2 separate regions of the Mus musculus genome follow, and region 2 is linked to region 1. Evidence: chromatin loops called from intact Hi-C (ENCODE). Cell type or tissue: left cerebral cortex. All regions are shown on one strand.

What was found. A loop is a pair of places that touch in the nucleus more often than their neighbours do. Peaks named below come from ENCODE experiments on the same cell type or tissue, not always from the same donor. Only the 100,000 strongest peaks of a DNase experiment are listed, where the experiment ranks them.
Region 2: a loop joins it to region 1, with 2.6 times the contacts of the local background. A loop is called at or near these places in 16 of 42 quality-filtered maps.

The regions. Positions count from the first base shown.
Region 1 is chr2:118,893,125-118,901,124 of GRCm38, forward strand. Gm32798 (a long non-coding RNA gene) reads left to right here. Exons shown (of 3, transcript XR_374917.3): 2 at 565-714; 3 at 987-1,805. Gm32957 (a long non-coding RNA gene) reads right to left here. Exons shown (of 4, transcript XR_003954052.1): 1 at 7,628-8,000; 2 at 6,063-6,155; 3 at 3,614-3,762; 4 at 2,223-2,758. It also overlaps a transcript of Bahd1 not described here. Among named protein-coding and RNA genes, the nearest start is that of Gm32957, 4.1 kb to the right of the region's middle. In left cerebral cortex, no CTCF peak of the experiment used is centred here; DNase peaks (open chromatin) are centred at 3,311, 3,572, 7,013 and 7,450; H3K4me3 peaks cover 2,078 bases; H3K27ac peaks cover 1,470 bases.
Region 2 is chr2:118,744,822-118,752,821 of GRCm38, forward strand. It overlaps Inafm2 (InaF motif containing 2), which reads left to right and starts at 937. Exons shown (of 1, transcript NM_001301269.1): 1 at 937-3,989. The coding sequence starts at 1,294. The coding sequence ends at 1,752. In left cerebral cortex, a CTCF peak has its summit at 4,677; DNase peaks (open chromatin) are centred at 816, 1,515, 1,951, 2,780 and 1 more place; H3K4me3 peaks cover 2,830 bases; H3K27ac peaks cover 912 bases.

The DNA of each region.
Region 1 (8,000 bases):
GGAGGAAAGAAGCCAGAGAGAAGGCACGGATACCCAGCAAAGAAAGCCACTCGGCCTGACTGAGGCCAAAAGGGGCCAGGCTGCATTTAGGTGGACAGAAGACAGGCACAAGTACCATGTAGCTGGGGATCCAGACAGGGTAGAGACAGAGGATGTAGGTCTGGACTCAATGGAAGCAGAGGAGGCTGTAGGCATAGCTGGATGAAGACAGGATAAGTAGATTCGCAATTGCTAATGCTTTGGGGGCACTTGGCTAGGGTCAGCCACTCTTCAAAACACTTAAATGTTAAGGAGACAAAGAGCTGGACCATGTACTAGGAGTTCTGTAGTCATTCTTAATGACTACACTGTGTGAAATACAGACATGAATAAAGGTTTTATATCTATAAAGGACTTAGACCTCGGCTTACCCTTTATGTTAAATGTTTGGTTTATATCAAAACCAAACAAACAGCAATGACAACAAAACCAAATGTTTTGGAACCACCCCAAACCCATGTGATCTTAGCAGCTATTCAGACTGTTTACATTTCTGTTTTCTTGTTCATTTGCAAACGTAAGCAGAGTACCTACCCATCACGATTGCTGAGGGTTAAAGAAAAAAAGCTCCGTTGAGTGCTCGTCCAGGCCTCCTGCAGAGCCACTGCTTTTGGAGGCTGTCAAGAAAATGTCCATTCCAGTTCCAGATTGCTTCCCTCTCTCCAGGGACTACAGGTCTGTTGGAACCACAGGGTATGCACCTTGGTTTTTTATTTCATAGCCTCTGTGAAGGTACTTCGGGGGCTGGGGGGAGTCTCATTTTGACACACTCACTGTGATATCTGAACAGACAAGGTGTCTGCAGAGAGTGAAGTGCTGACCCAGGCAGGTAAGGTTGCAAGCAGCCGGATCTAGCTCACCACAGACTTTCACATTTCTTGGAATGGTCTTCTCCTCTCTCTCCCATGCAGATGCCCCTTGCCAATCATTTACTGTTCCTTCTGCAGATGACAACGTGACACCTACAGTTGCCTGGACATCATGCCATGTTCTTAGGAGCAATCAACCACCTGGAGGAGCCTACAAATTCTGTTTAATTTCCCTTTTCATCAGCAGCCTGATGTGTGGGTACTGGACAGAGTATGCTTAGTAAACCTCTGCTCCCGGGGCAATAATGAAGGTACTTCTAGAGATGGCCACTAAGGCTGCAAAAGGATCTCTGAGAAGGTCCAACGCAGGTAGCTAGCCCATGGCCATGAATCATAAAGTTGAAACCTTCAGAGATTAAGACATCTCAAAAGTACATCAAGTAGGAAAGCAGGAACTATGGGCAAATTAGAGCACGCCCACCCCATAAAGATGGCGCTTACTACTTCCCATCAGCCATCACTGCAGATAGAATGCGAGCCCACAGTAGCAAATATTCTGATTTTTAAAAAGAAATTGGGACTTACTTTAAATCTCAAAACAAAAACAAAAAAAGTCAGCATTGGCTTCTAATTTTAGTCTTTTCTGAAAGTCCTGTGAAAACCAGCAAACTTGCTAGCTGGGTTGTTCCTGGAGACTAATTTACCTCTGTGTGGATTTGAGGAAGGGTGTAGAGGTTAAGGGCTGTATCCAGGGGCAAAAGCTGAGGGATGTGAATGGTCACATCTGTGGGGCCAGATAAAGCACGAGAAGGCCCAGAAGGCAGAAGCAAGCTGTGGAGACTTCCCGGAACTCTGAGCTTTAGAAGATCTTTCCAGAAAGTCAGGATGGACTCTGAGATAGCCATTCCAGAGGCAGGAATTCTAGAATGGACGGTGAATAAATTGAACAGAAGCCAAGTAATGCGGCACCAGCGTGTAACCTGAGAGTTCTGAGCCTGGGGCGGCAGAAAGGTGAATTTGAGGATAGCCTCAACTATAAAGAAAGCTTGAAGCCGGCCTGGGCTATCTAGTGAGACCTGGTCTCACCAAATGAACAGATGCGTAAGCATGACCTGTGTGCAGAGGTGTTTGCAGGTTCAAATCCATATGGAGAATGCATCGATATAGCATGGGGATTCCTGACACACTGTCACATGGCTAAATTCCAGAATCAGATGAAGCCAGCTGGGGGTGTGTGGGGAGATCCCGCAAACAAGGCCCTACATGCCCTTCAAGTTGGAAGGCAGCAGTGCTGTGGGCTGGGATAAATGAGACAACTCTAGGTAGCCGCTGAGCACTGACTTATGAGGTCAAGAGACACGTTAAGTTCCTTTCTCTAACTAGGAATAGGCACTTACTGCTTTAATCATGGGTTTCCTCATCTGTGAATCACCCACAGTAACTGCATCCCAAGTGGGATTGTGGTAAGAACAAGAAACTAATTCACTTTTCTCCATTTACATACGACCCACTGCCCCAACCCCCCCAGTACAGACCCCGCTTAGTCTGGAACTCACTATATAAACCAGACTGGCTTCAAGGAGATTCACCAGCCTTTGCCTACCACAGTGGCTTATAGTTGCCACTATCCTGGTCTCTACGATTTCTATAGCCTGAGAGTTCTAGTCTCAAAAGGAGTGGGGTAGGAGGAAGCACTTGTGGTCTCTACGTGGGCATCTTCTTCAGTAGCTGCTCCAGTAAACAGGGGTTGGGGGCTGGCAAGGCTGGCTGCCTGGTGGAGAGAATAAAAGCGAGTCGCTTTTGCCTTCTTCGACTTTTCCCAGATAGGTGGGCAGTAGTAGGAGCTGTAAAGGTGCAGCATCGTTGAGGGCACTGTACCCCAGAAGGAACCATTTCCATCCAATTTTTACCTGAGAAAGAAGGTGAGACCCAAAAGTTAAACTACCAGGAAATCAAGGGGCAACCCGACTACCCCTGCAGGAAGGGATCTTATTGTTCGATCAGTCTGCATTTTGGATCTCAGGACAAGATTTTCTTTTCCTTAAATGATCTAGAGTGCCCCCAACGCCTTTGGGGCAGGACGTGGCGTGTCTTAGAAAACTTGAGTAGCCCCAGTGGCTCTCCAGCTTCGGGTTCTACTCTCAGCCGGTCTCACAGTTCCCTGCCTATACTAAAGGGTGTCCTCATCTTTCCAGTTCCCGAAGGTCAGCCTTTAAAAAAAAAAAAAAAGCCGACTCCTCTGCCAAGTAAGCTCGCGTCGCGGACTCTTGTCAGAACACCCGCACCTTTCCCAGCCCTACACCCGGGGAGCAGACCCTGGCACCTGCCCCTCCCCAGCAGCCATTACACGATGTTCTCAGAAAGTTAGTTTTCAGTCTCCTCCTCCCTCTACCCACAACCCATCCGGGTGCCGGACTGGAAGCATCTTGAAAGTAGGAAGTCACTCTCCTACTGGCCTCTGCCTTGGGACATTCAGATCACTCCCTAAGGGATGGAGCGCAGAGGGGGGAGGGGGACGTGGACGGGTGCAGAACCCAAGCTGCCGCAGACCCGGCAGCCCAGCCCGAACCTTGGGATGGGGGCGGGGGGAGGTTAGTACTTCGCCCTCTAGGGCAGGCTCCAGCCTAACCCAGCCCACCCGGCTCAGCTCCGACTCCCAAAGGCGTGCCCACCCAGCCAGGTGATCTCGAACCTTCTCCCTCACACACCCCAACAACAAACAACCCTCTGCGCTCTCCATCCGGAGAAAGGAGGTGGAGCCTGACCTCAGCCGGAGGCTGCTGCAGCTACGGGGGAGGGGGAGGGGGCTCACTGCTCCAGCCCATGGGGGGAGTCTCCTCCTGAGAGTGGCAAGGGTGGGCGGCCTTGGCGGGTTCCCAAGCGTCAGGACAGTCTTCTCCCAGCAGTGTCGACCCTCCACCGGCGAAGGGAGAATACAGAAGAGGTGGCTTTAGTGAGTGCGACTTGTGACTATTCCTCTCCGGCTGAAGCACCCTCGGGCCCCTCTCCGCCATTTATGACCACCACCCCCCCTCTAGCCCTGAGGGCTGAATGAACCTATGTGCCTAGTAAGCGGCGGAGAGAAGATGCTGCTTTGCTGTGCTCTAGGGAGCCGAGGTGTGCCCATCCCCCAGCCTTTTGACGGGTGGGGGTGCAGGCGGACCCCAGGGACGCCGACTAGGACAGGAAGGAGCCTGAAATAGGTTTAAGCAGCAGTTGTTGACACTGCAGGGAGGCAACTTGAGTGTGGGTTAGAGAATGCATTTTAAGGGGAAGGACAGGGGACCCAACGAGGCGAAGTCTGTGTCAAAGGGAAGGAGAATACAGAAAGGGCTTTCGCTGGGAGGGGCAGCCTGCAAAGACTTCCCTGGCTAGCAATCTGGAGGGTAGCGCTGGACAGATGGGGGTTTGGGACATAGCATCATGGAATGCAATCCCCAAAGTCTAAGCGCTGGCGGCTTGTATGAAGACTGGTCCCACACAGACCCCTACATCATCCTGATCCCTCAGACCCATCCTGCGGCCCTTAGAGATGAGAAACGATCCTCTTCTTTGATGGGTGCTCATCAACTGGCTCCCTGGTAGCAGGAGGGGGCCCAACCCTTTTGGCTTAGTTACAAAGAGAGCACTTCTGACTCTCCCATCCCTAGGGAAAGAGGCCACAGCAGGTAAAAACCAGATTTACACACTTGGCGTTGCCTGGGGGCAAATAATTTCCGGAGGTCCCTTTAAGGAGTGGGTGTTCTGATCCCTTTAAGAGTGAGCGGGTCCCAGCAAAAGGACTATAAAAGTCTAACTTTATTTCCTCACCCCTGGGGGGCTTCCTTTGATGGGGGAGGGGGCAAGTATTGGCGATGAATTTAATCTATGGCAAGGAGTCCCTCCAAAAGAGAGCCATTCCTTCATCTCTTCCAGTGGGGCTTAGGGGCCAGACTGCTCAGTGTTCTGGGACCTGGAATCTGGACGGTCTGAGGTGAGGCAGGGGAGGGCTGCCTGCCCACATCCAGAAAGGAGACACCTGGGCATGACATCGAGGCAGGTGAGAGTGGTCGGTGCCAACTTCACAGAAACTGTGCTGCGGGCTTGGGTGCCTCGACCCGTGCCAGTGGCTGGATCTCAAGGCAGGCGGTCTGCTGGGACTGCTGCGGCAGCGAGGGGGGTGGGGTGGGGTGCCTCTCGGCTGAACTGGGGATGACAGAGCTGCCAGTCTGTCCCTGCTGTCAGTCTGGTTGTACGTGGTGGGGGAAGGGTGAGCAGCATGTTCTCTTGGGCCCTGGATTTCTCCTTTTCTCGGCTCTCCTGCTCTGAGGGAGCTAACTCGTGGTTCTGGAGGTGCATGGGTAGAGATAGCAAGCCTCTGCAGAGGGGGACAGTCGTGGAGACCTGATGAATCCATCCATTTCCAGACCATCCATTTCTAGATCAAATGACAAACCCTTTTTGGCGAGAGAGAGGAAAGGTGACAGCCCCCAGGCAGTGGCACAGCTGTTCTGGTGGAGTGGGATGGGAGCTGCATGCACTAAGGAAGAAACCATGGGAGCAGGAGCCTTTCCCAGATGTGCTGATTAAGGCTTATTATAAAGATAAAGGTTGTGTGTGTGAGTGTATGAGTGTGTGTGTGTGAGTTCGTGTGTGTGTGTGTGTGTGTGTGTGTGTGTGTGTGTGTGTGTGTGTGTGTGTGAGTTTTATCTGGGACCGTAATGGTCAAAGGCAGGGTAGAAACCCCGGATTGATATTAAATAGTTCTACAACAGGAAAGGCTCTGGATTGGAAGGAGGATTGTTCCAGATGCAGGGGTCCTGAAAATAGAGTGAAAGAGGACAGGAGGCCAAAAACTCCCTTTGGGGTACACGCAGCCTGTCTAAAACCCTGGCCTCCTCTTGGCTGGCTGGTGGACCAGCGTTCAAAAACAAGAGAGAGAGAGGGGGGACCCAGGAGATCAATGGGCTGCTAAAGGAGGAACATCAAGTGCCTTTAGAAAGCCTGCGCTCCTCCCTCCAGACCCCACCCCCAGCCATAAGCCCACTGAGCCAGAGCCTCCTGGGGCAAATGAGCCAGCCACCCACAGGGAGAGCTCTGAGGACAGAGTTTCTTTGGCTATTGAGCAGGCTGGGCTACTTAAGCTCCTGGGTCCTCCACCATCAGTCCCTCTTCCCTTCCACCTGGGTCTCAAATAAATCAACTTCTCCTGGTACCCGGACCACAGGGGTTTACCTGAAGGTGCCAGGGAGAAGCCCACTCCAGCAGTCTTGCTCTGGCTCTGTCAGTTTCCAGGTTAAACGTGGGCTGCCGCTTGAGTTTCTTTCCCTGTGACCAGTTAAATTTTTTCTTGATCCTCACATTCTCAAACCACCCCACCCCTATCATCAGAGTCTGCTGTCCTACCTTGCTCACTTAAGTGGCCAGAAATACCCTCTACTTCCAATCTGAGGACCGGGGTCTACCATGAGACACGATAATGGACTTGGCTGAGGAGAGGGGCTAATTTTGTGAGATGGAAAGTACAGTTGGCCTGTAAGTGTTGGGGAGCACTGCAGAGCACCTTTGCCTTGGGAGGCTCAGTGAAGGGAGAAGTCCTTCAGTGCCCTACTTTCCGAGGTTTGGGATTTTGCCTTCCCTAAGGATGGGAAGTAGGAGGACAGAGGTACTAAGAGACTTTGGCCCTTTGAGAAGTTGGCGCACCACGATTTTAGTACGGCCTTGGTAAACCGTGTCCTGTAGACTAGGTAGGCAGCTTGGGAGACCCCGGGGGCAGTTCTGGAGGTAAATGAATTCTCTCTCTCTCTCTCTCCTCTCTCCTCTCCTCTTCTCTCTCTCTCTCTCTCTCTCTCTCTCTCTCTCTCTCTCTCTCTCTCTCTCTCTCTCTCTCTCTCTCTCTCAGGCTATTGCCCAGCCACAGAGGCTGGCAGCCCTAGTTACCTTAAAAGCTGCCCGGGTCAGTGCACGTCAGTAGCACGGTCTAGGAAAGGTGGGGAACTGTATAGAGCGCAGGAGGAGCCCCTAAGCCACTCTCCGAGGCTCGATTTTTCCTGCTTACTAACCAGGCTTCCTCAGCACTCTGGGCGCTTCTCTGCCCTAGGCGTTCCAGGGCCCAGCCCCTCCCCGGCTGCTCCCAGGCTCGGGTGACTTGACACTACCCTTTTTTGCTCCTGCTCCTTTACCTCCCAAAGCGCCCCTCCCCCGCCTGAATTGGAAATGAGGCTTTGTTCAGGGGTGGACTCGGTATTTCTCAAGAACCTACTGTGTGCACATTACAGCTCCTTGAAGTGAAGTCCTGGGCTGGCTCTGGCGCTACAAGGTGTCCAGGACACAGCCCCTTCCCGCACCTCCCAGGGACTTCCCACCCCTTCATATGACCTCAGCCTGCTGTGCCCACCCACCCAGCTGACCCCGAGAGCGTGCTCAGGCTTGGAAAAGCACGTCTGTGGGTGTGAGAGACGGAGCCACAGCATAAGGCGACTATGGGGAAGCTAGGTAAGTGTCTGCACTGGTTCTACACTAGCTTGGGGACGCGAAGGAGTGTGTCCAGCCGCGCCTGTTGGGCTGCCCGCCCCTTTCCCTCTCCACCGGAGAGCTCTGATGTTCCCCGCGGTGGTGGAAGAGGGTGTGTGGGTGTCAAGGACTCACAGACCAGACTCTGCTGTCAGCTGGAAATGGATGAGGGTTCCACACTTGGCTTCTGAAAGAGGGCGAATTGGGAACTGGGGTGGGGGGCGTTAGGTGAAGGACAGAAAGAGGAAAAAGAGATGCGGGTGAGGGGTTACCGAGCCAGGACCGACCTTGCTAGGAAGGAAAGGAGACGTGGCAAGCAGGGAAGTCGGAAAGATGAGGCAAGGGCGGGAGGGGCTTCTCAGGAGTCGGGGCCCTTTCGCGCGAGTCTGGGGCCCTTTCAGGAGGAAAGGGGGTGTTGTTCTTGCTTGAATTTTTCGGTTGGTCTTCCCGAAGCTTTGCCATGGGGGCAGCAGCCTGAGGGTGAGGTGCCCCCTCGACCCTCAGTTTACTGTAGCCGGTGCTGGAGAGGTTACGAGGAAAGAGGGATGTAGAAGGGTGATGGTCAGGGAGGGGGCGCGCTAAGATTTTTCAGGGTGGGGGTCTGCAGTGAGGTGCTGGGGCTTCAGGGTCAGGTCACCATGGGATACTGGCTCAGGCTCC
Region 2 (8,000 bases), 150 kb before region 1:
AGGGGAAGAGGGTGAAAGTATAGAAAGGGTGGTACTAAGAGTCCCTGCGTGCAGAGGGGTGGCCGGCATCCAAAGGGCCCTAAGAGCAAAAAGGCTGAAGCCTGGAAGGAACAAGCCTCAATGGGAAAAGACAGTTCTCTACATCCTGGGGTTGAAGAGAATCAAAGAATGAAAACGCTGGGAGATGTCCTCCACCAGTTCAGTGCAGCCCCTTGGGTACAATTCGAGACCAGTCCTGAAAGTCAGAAGACCAGAAAGTAGGACCTGAGACCTGTTGTGGGATTTGAGATTATGCTGGCAGGTCAGCCTAAGAAACAAACTCAACCTTTGGCTCTTGTCCCTGTGGCTCACAGTAGTCTGACTCAAGGGTCCTAAGAGGACCCAATCAGGCAAGATTCGAGTGGTCTCGGAGTCCAGACCAACAGAAAAAAGGAAGCGAGACTGACTGCGGTGTGCGGGCGCCAGGTTCCCAGACCCGAACCAGGCTCTTTGGGGTGAAGGGATCTGGGACACTATCCCCTCACTATTCTAGAGCTACCCGAGAGCACAAGCTTAGTGTTAGCTCCACTTCGGAGACCCGGTGTAGGTGGGCCTGGTTAGTTCTCCCACCTACCATCTCCTAGCCTGGGCCATGTGAGGAGACGCCTGAGTTGACAGCTTTCTACGGAGCCTGCCCCTCCCTGCCACCTCCCGGTTCCGCACTCCCTCCCGCAAAGTGCCTTTCCCCCTTTAAAGAAGCTCCTGTCGCCCCTTTAAGGCCCAGCCTCCCTTAACTCTCTCTTAACTGGGCGTCCCCCACGGGGCCCACGATTCCCCGCCGCAGCCGCCTCCCAGCGCGGCACTTCCGGGCCCCTACATCGCCCTTTTAAGGGGCAGCCCCCCGGCAGCGCGCGGCCCCGCCCCCTGCACCGGCGCGCCCCGCGGGGGAGCCGGGCTAGAGCCGGAGCGCGCGGTCCGCGCGGCCACTGGAGACCAGGCGGCCGGCGGCCGGGCAGGCGGCGGCAGCGGCAGCGGATGGGGACGCGGAGTCGGGCGGCTGTGGCTGTGGCGGCGGCCGGGAAGCAGCTGGCGGGCCGGCGGCGGCGGCGGCGCTGGCGGCGGTGACGGGCCCAGGCCCCGGCGGCGGCAGCGACGCGGTGGCGGGCTGCGGGCGGGCGGCGTGAGGAGCAGCGGCGGAGCGCGGGGCCGCCGGGAAGCCAGGGCGCCGAGACGCCCCCTGCCCAGTCCTCGCAGGCCGCCAGGCCCCCTCCAGCCGGGGCCGTGGAGCACCGGGGCAAAGGCCGGGGCCCCCCCATGAAGGAGCGCGACGCGGCCCCGGCCGAGCGGGGCAAGCCGGCCACCTACACCGGGGACAAGAAGGCGAAGATGGCGGCCAAGACCAACAAGAAGTGGGTCCGGCTAGCCACGGTGTTCGCCTACGTGCTCTCCGTGTCGCTGGCCGCCATCGTACTGGCCGTCTACTACAGTCTCATCTGGCAGCCGGTGGGTGCCGGGACCTCGGGGGGAGCCGTCGGCCCGCCCCCCAGCGGCTCCAACACCACCGGCCCGTCTGGGACTTCGGGGGTGGCGGCGGGGCCCAACACCACCGGGTCGTCCCGCCGCGAGGCGCCACGCGACGCACCCCCGCTGCAGGCGGCGAGGCCGGCGCCCCCGGAGCCCGCTGCAGACAGCCCCCTGGCTGGGCCGCTCGAACGGCCGCGGGGGCTGGACGAGGACGAAGAGGAAGCGGCCGAAGAGCCCCGGAGTCGTTGAATCTCTCCGCGTTGGGGACGGTCGGGAATCATCGTCCCCTAAGCCCCCAAGCAGGACTTTGCAGCAGGACCGGCTCCGGAGCCCGCCGGAGTGACCCCTACGCGAGCGTACGCCCCCACACACCTCAGCGATCGCCAGTTTGCCCCGGGAGCCGGTAATGCACAACCGGATCTTCAGCCAAGGGACCACGATTCGCCGGGGACTCGGGGTTTGATCTTCCCAGCACCGTGCTGCGCCAGGGCCCTGAGCCATAAGGGGAACTGGGGGGGAGGGTGGAGAGAGCCTAGCACCCAGCCCTTCAGCGCTGCTAGCTCTGGTGTTTCCTAAACGCAGGGGGTGACTCGGGCGCCCCCTCCCCAAGACTCAGGGGAAGGTAGGGAGTTGTGTAGGGGCTCTTTTTTTTTTTTTTTTTTAAATAAGCCGAGGCTCTCCCAAAGAAGAGAGCACCAAAAGTAGCGGAGCTCAGGTACGTCAACCTAGTTGCAGTGGCCAGACATGCGTTTAATTTATAGATCCCTGTATATAGTTGTTGACATATGCACTAGACGCTATAATCACATAGAACTCTATGTATCTCCCCACAGCCTGGGTAGCTACTGAATGGTGGGGTCCAGCAAGGGCTATTTGCTGGCCTTCAAACTGCACTTAGCCAGAAGGGCACAAACACAAGCTTTTTTTTTTTTTTCTTTTCCATCACCCACTCTTTCACCTGTTCCCTTCCTGTTTCAGAAAGATAAGTTCCTGACGTTCTTGCACAAGAGTATAATCATTCTTAGACCCCTACCATGGCCGTGGAAAAACCTTAGCAATAGAGACTGTTTAGGGAGGGTGGGGAATGTGCTGACCCCCTCCGGTTCTCATCCTAGTGCTCCCACCAAAGTGGCTTCCTGTTGTAGCCTGAGTCTCTGGATCCATGCCAGGGGCGATGGCAAGAAAGAGTAGAGCTGCTGTGTTTAGATCAGTCCCTTCCCTCACAGAATTCCTTTAGGAAGAGCAAGCCTTTTTAAGTACAGTGATTGGCAAGTGTTTTCTCTCATTCCTTTTCCGGCTCCTCAACTATCTTACCGGTTCCAGATCTTGTCTTATTTCATTTCTTGCCCTTCTAGATCTTGTCTTACTCGTGTTTGCATTTCCTAGTTTTTGAGCCTAACACAGCAGCTTGCCGTTAGAACCAAATCAGTTGCAAAACCAGAGCTTTGATGTGGTTCTGAGTTGCTTTATAGGGTGAGAAAGAGCAGAAGGTAGAATTCAAGTTCAGGAGTGTGCCTGGCTAGCCAGTGAAGAGACCAGCTCTTGGAAGATTGAACTGGCAGCTCATCTTTCTCATTCCTTATAAGCTTCCACTTAAATGCAGCCAACGATTTTCTAGAGGTGGTCTCACACACGCGCACACACACTCTCGGGGCAGCAGGAATTATTCTTCAGTTTGGATTCCATTTCCCCCTGCCACTTGCTGTTAGGCAGTTGAGTGTGGGTAGTGACAGCGATCAAACCCCTTAGTGTTTCCTTTTTGGGAAATAAGCAATTTAAAAGAGAAACAAAATAGGAAACTTGTATACCTTAGTCCTGAAACTGTCTATCCACTTTTCTGGCCTACCTTGTAGTCAGCTCTGATTCAGGTTTACAGGACAATAGTCTTGATTTAAGCCATGTCCTGACCTGGGCAAGAAAATAGCAACTAAGCTGGCAGCCTCCCAGCAGGCTGCTAACACCCAAGGTGTCTGGGCTTGGAGAGTTCTTCACAGCTGATGAGGACTTAAGTCATTAGGAGGCCCATGGGGACTTTTTAAATTTTTGATGAGAGACTGGGGGGAAGAAACATAAAATGCCACTTTGTATCTTCAATGATAGCCTGTCATTTATATTTATGGTGTGAATTTTTAGTCCTATATTTTAATAATTTGTAAATTGATCTCTTATTCCAAGAACCCTCTGGACTCGTGGGAGAGTGTCTGGGAGTCCACTCCTCTTCCCCTCCTGACCCTGCTTTATGGACTGTTTAAATCCACTTTGGATCAAAGAGTTCAGCAAGACCACTCGTGGTCCAGCTGGCCTCCTGACTCTATAAGCCTTCACTGGAATCGGGACATTTTCTCCAGCCCTAGCTGTGAACATGACCAGAGACATTATTTATAATTCAGCCATTCAAGATATACCTGTACTTTAAAAGTCCTGTATATTTTTTAAAAGTTTTATTTTTCAGGTGAACAGAAATACATTCTAAGAACTCTGCCTAAGCCTGTGTAAGTTGGTCATTTCTCTTACTGACTTGGGGAAGTAGGAGCAGAGGTGGTCTCAGGTGCAAGGACGCTGTGATGAATAGGTTCAGGAAGAAAAGGCAATCGCCTTGCTGTTCTCAGTGCCTGCCACTGAAGAGATTAGAGAGGGGTGGCAGGATCCGTCTTAGTCAGGGAGGCCCCTGGTCGGAAAATGATGTCAGCTTTTGCCAATAAAAGTTCTACTCTACAGACCCTCAAGCGGATACCTTAAGGACTAGTAAGTGCGAATATTGAGTTTTAGTCACAAACATTTAGCTGTCTGAGGTGAAGACACAGCTGTCTGCTGGCATCACCCTCTCACCTTAAACTGTTGGCCTTTTGCTAACTCAGGAAGTACTGACACTGGAACAGACAAGCCATTGGGCTGCACTGCCTGATCAGAGCCTAGCACCCCTGGAGCCAAGCTGCTGAGAGGTGTAGGTTGCTTCAAAGGTAAGGGCTTTTTCTACCCTTAAAGCAAACAAAACAAGATCTGTGGGTGAAAAGCATAAATATAAGGGATTCGTTATGCTGTAAAATACATGGTACGAAATTGAGCTCAGCTCATTAGCAGACAATGGAGCCCAGTACAAATCCCGAACGAGAAGCCAGTGTTGGTGGAGCCCCCTGTGGCCTGCACTTCTGCAGAGCAGTTAGGGGGTAGCCACTGTGCTTTTACCTCACCTTGTAGTCTGCAGGGAGGCAAGGAAAAAGTCCCGCCTTCCTTTATTTCCCTCTTCAGCCTACACAAAGGCTTTCTGTAAGAGAGCTTGGTACAGCAGTGCAGGAGAGTGAGTTTGTTGGCTTTTGGATACAGCCCCTCCTTTCTGCAGATGGGGACATGTGGCTTGTACAGCTGCACACAGCTTACCCCACTGGCCAAAGACAGCAGTAGGTACACAGAGAGCCTGCCTGCTGATTAGAACAGGGCCCGATGGGACGGGAACAGGCGTCGGAACAGCTTTCTTTGCAAATGTCGGGAGGGAAGGAGCAGAACTGTCCATGTTTTTAAGCCTGGAAGGTCTGTACAAAGGGGATTGTTTATCTCTCCCTCTCACCGCTCTGCACTGGGACGACCCTAGGTGTTTGCTTATACTGAGTTAGCACTATTCATTCTCTAGCAACCGGAACTCAAAGGGAAAAAAAGAATGAAGTTTTGAAGGTATAGGGCCGGGGAGCCCTTTGGTTAAGCTTGTGTCTTCCTCTCCCCCATGGATGATCAGGTACAAGAAGTGCTCCTCTAAAGCTGTATTTCCCCACTGACAGCTGTATAGTTCTACATAGTATGGTACCACGGGGCGGGGAGCTCTTGCGTCTACCTTGTTTTTCAGTTTTCACTGGGGAATTCTACACTGGTGTGTTCTGTAGTCAAGTATTTATATCCTGGTTTGAAATGCTGAAGGCAGAACATGGACTTGTTCCTACATGCTGCTCTAAGGAGGCTGAAAGGTTGGTGGCTTTAGGGCCACTGCAGCTATTTAAAAGGGTAATGACTGCCCTCACTTTCCTGTCTGCAGAAAATGGAGGTATTTCTGGAATTGCAATTCAGTAACCAAAGGGCCACAGCTGTACTGTTTAATTGGCCTCCCTCTGGGGAGGAAAGAAGTGCCGTGGCTTTGCTCATTTCTCATGACCAGCGCCAACTCAGTGCCTGGCACAAAGCACTGGGCCCTCAGAGTCCGCTGCTCACCTGGGTGGGCAGCGTGCTGGAAGTAACTGACCTGCCATCACGGTGTCCCTGTCACAGCCCACTCAGAGAACCTGTGTGGAACACAGCCCATAAGCTAGCTGAAACGATAGCCAAACTGACCCAGCTGAACGGTTTCTTCCTTACGTGTTGACAGGCCTGGGTTTGGCCCTCAGGTTTTATCTGGGAACCAGAAGTCTATGGCTGGCATCCATGTGGGAGCAGCATAGGCTTTCGACCCATTCATTGTCCTGTCTGCCCCAGCACTAATGTGGAGCTACAAAAATAGCTGCACTGTTGACAGTCTTTTGGTCACATCTGTTTCCCTCACAAACATAGCCTGTGGTTTTCTGCCGCGAAGAGCCCGTGTTACGATTTTTTTGTTCCTTCCAATAGCTCATCAAAAAATAAACAAACAAAGCCTGTCTTTGCCACACACCCTGACTCTATTAAGATGTCCACAGTCACAACAAACCCAGCGCTCAGTGCTCCCTCGCACTCGTGAGACACCTGGTCAGTCATAAGCTCCTTTACTGTTCTAAACCAGTTCTTGTGGTCCTAGACAGTTCTGAAGCCTTGGCTAAGCTACAAGAAGGAGACCAGGAAATCACCACACACTTTGTGCCCGTGGCTGCCATGTGTGATTGCCTAAACAGCCGCATTTTCCTAATTTTAGCCATCAGTTATACTAGCAGCAAGATCCCGTTTAATATCCTCAGGAATATTTTCTACAAACCGTTACCATTAATTTGGTATTTATTGAGCCAAATGGACTTCAAAACTCTCAAAACAAACTTGTCAAAAACAAAAAACAAAAAAACAACAATAAAAAAAACCCAACCCAATTGTGTTAATCAAAAATGGTTTCCTTTTAACTATCTCTTCTCTCCCTAAGAGCTCCTAGCTGGTAATGAGCTTTTCTTTCTTGTGTCCAAGAGTCCACCTGTCCCCTTAGGGGCCTCCTGGGCAGTGCCATGTTACAGAAGCAGGGCTGTAGAGATGGCTCAGAGCACTTGCTGCTCTCCCAGAAGACCCAGGTTCAATACCCAGCACCCACATGGTGGCTAACTACCAAGGAGTCCCCCTCTCTTGTGGCCTCCACAGGCACCAGTCATAAACAGTGTGCAGACATACACATACAAAATAAAGTATATGTTTTAAAAAGTTACAGGAGCCCATCACTGAGCCGTAGTCGTCCCATGCATTAGGACCTAGGTGTGGAGACAGAATGTTCTTAGAAGGGACCCTGCGCGTAAGGTAAGAAACCTGACAACTCATCGGTGGCATTGGTAAAAGCTCGGCCTCCTGTCCTGCTGACTGCGTGGCATGTCATGAGAGTGAGCGGAGGTAATAGATCGATGTGATAAGGCTTTAAGGCCTTGGGAATAAATATGAGATAATATATTCTCAAGGAAATATGTAACCATTTGGGGGAAATGATGTATGGGGAGAAGTGTGGCGGGAAAGCCAGTAAACAGGACGCTGACTCCCAGACCAGCAGCATCAGCACTACCTGGAGAATTGGGAGAGCTGCGACACTGGGCCACATCCCAGACCAGCTGGGCAGCTGGCTCAGCAAGTGGAGGCAGGCCTTCTGTTAAAAATCAACTTTCCAGCTGTGCCCCTTTAATCCAGACAGAAGCAGGCAGATCTCTTAAGTTTGTAGTCAGCCTGGTTACAGCACGGCCAGAGCTACGCAGAGGAACCCTGTTTCAAACAAAACAAAACCCAAAAGCCAGCTTTCCTGGTGATTCTGATGCACACTGAAGTTGGACAGCCGCTGGCCCCGCCTTTCCCTCTGGTTTCTGTAGTTCCGGGAATCTTTCTGTGTTGCTAGCTGGTTATCACTGTGGCTTTCGGCCCTCTTGCTTCAGTGGAGCCAGCTGCCCTGTGCAGAGGAGAGGGAACACTATGTCTCCAGAGTTTGTAAGGAAAAGGAAAAAGCCTGCACTGTCCATTATTTTTGACAGTTCACCCTGGAGAGCTTGTTAAGATGGAGGTTGGCGTGAGAGCTTCCTCCCTCTGCCTCAAAGGTGCTGGTGTGTTTGCGGCACCTCCTGCCCTGGGGCCTGCTGCTTCTCCAGCCAGGCCTTAAAAGGAGCAGCGGGTGCCACATTTGTTCTTTCTGGTGCCAGGTCTGCGTTATTTCACCTCCCTGGCGTCAAGTGGATGCTTAATGAGAGCCCTGACGTAGGCGCAGCAGACTTGAGAGAAAGCAGCCACAGCCTGGACTTTCTGCTGGCTCTCTCCTCTTCACCTTTCCCCAGCCCTGAATTTTGCCTCTGTGAGGCAGCCACGGTCAC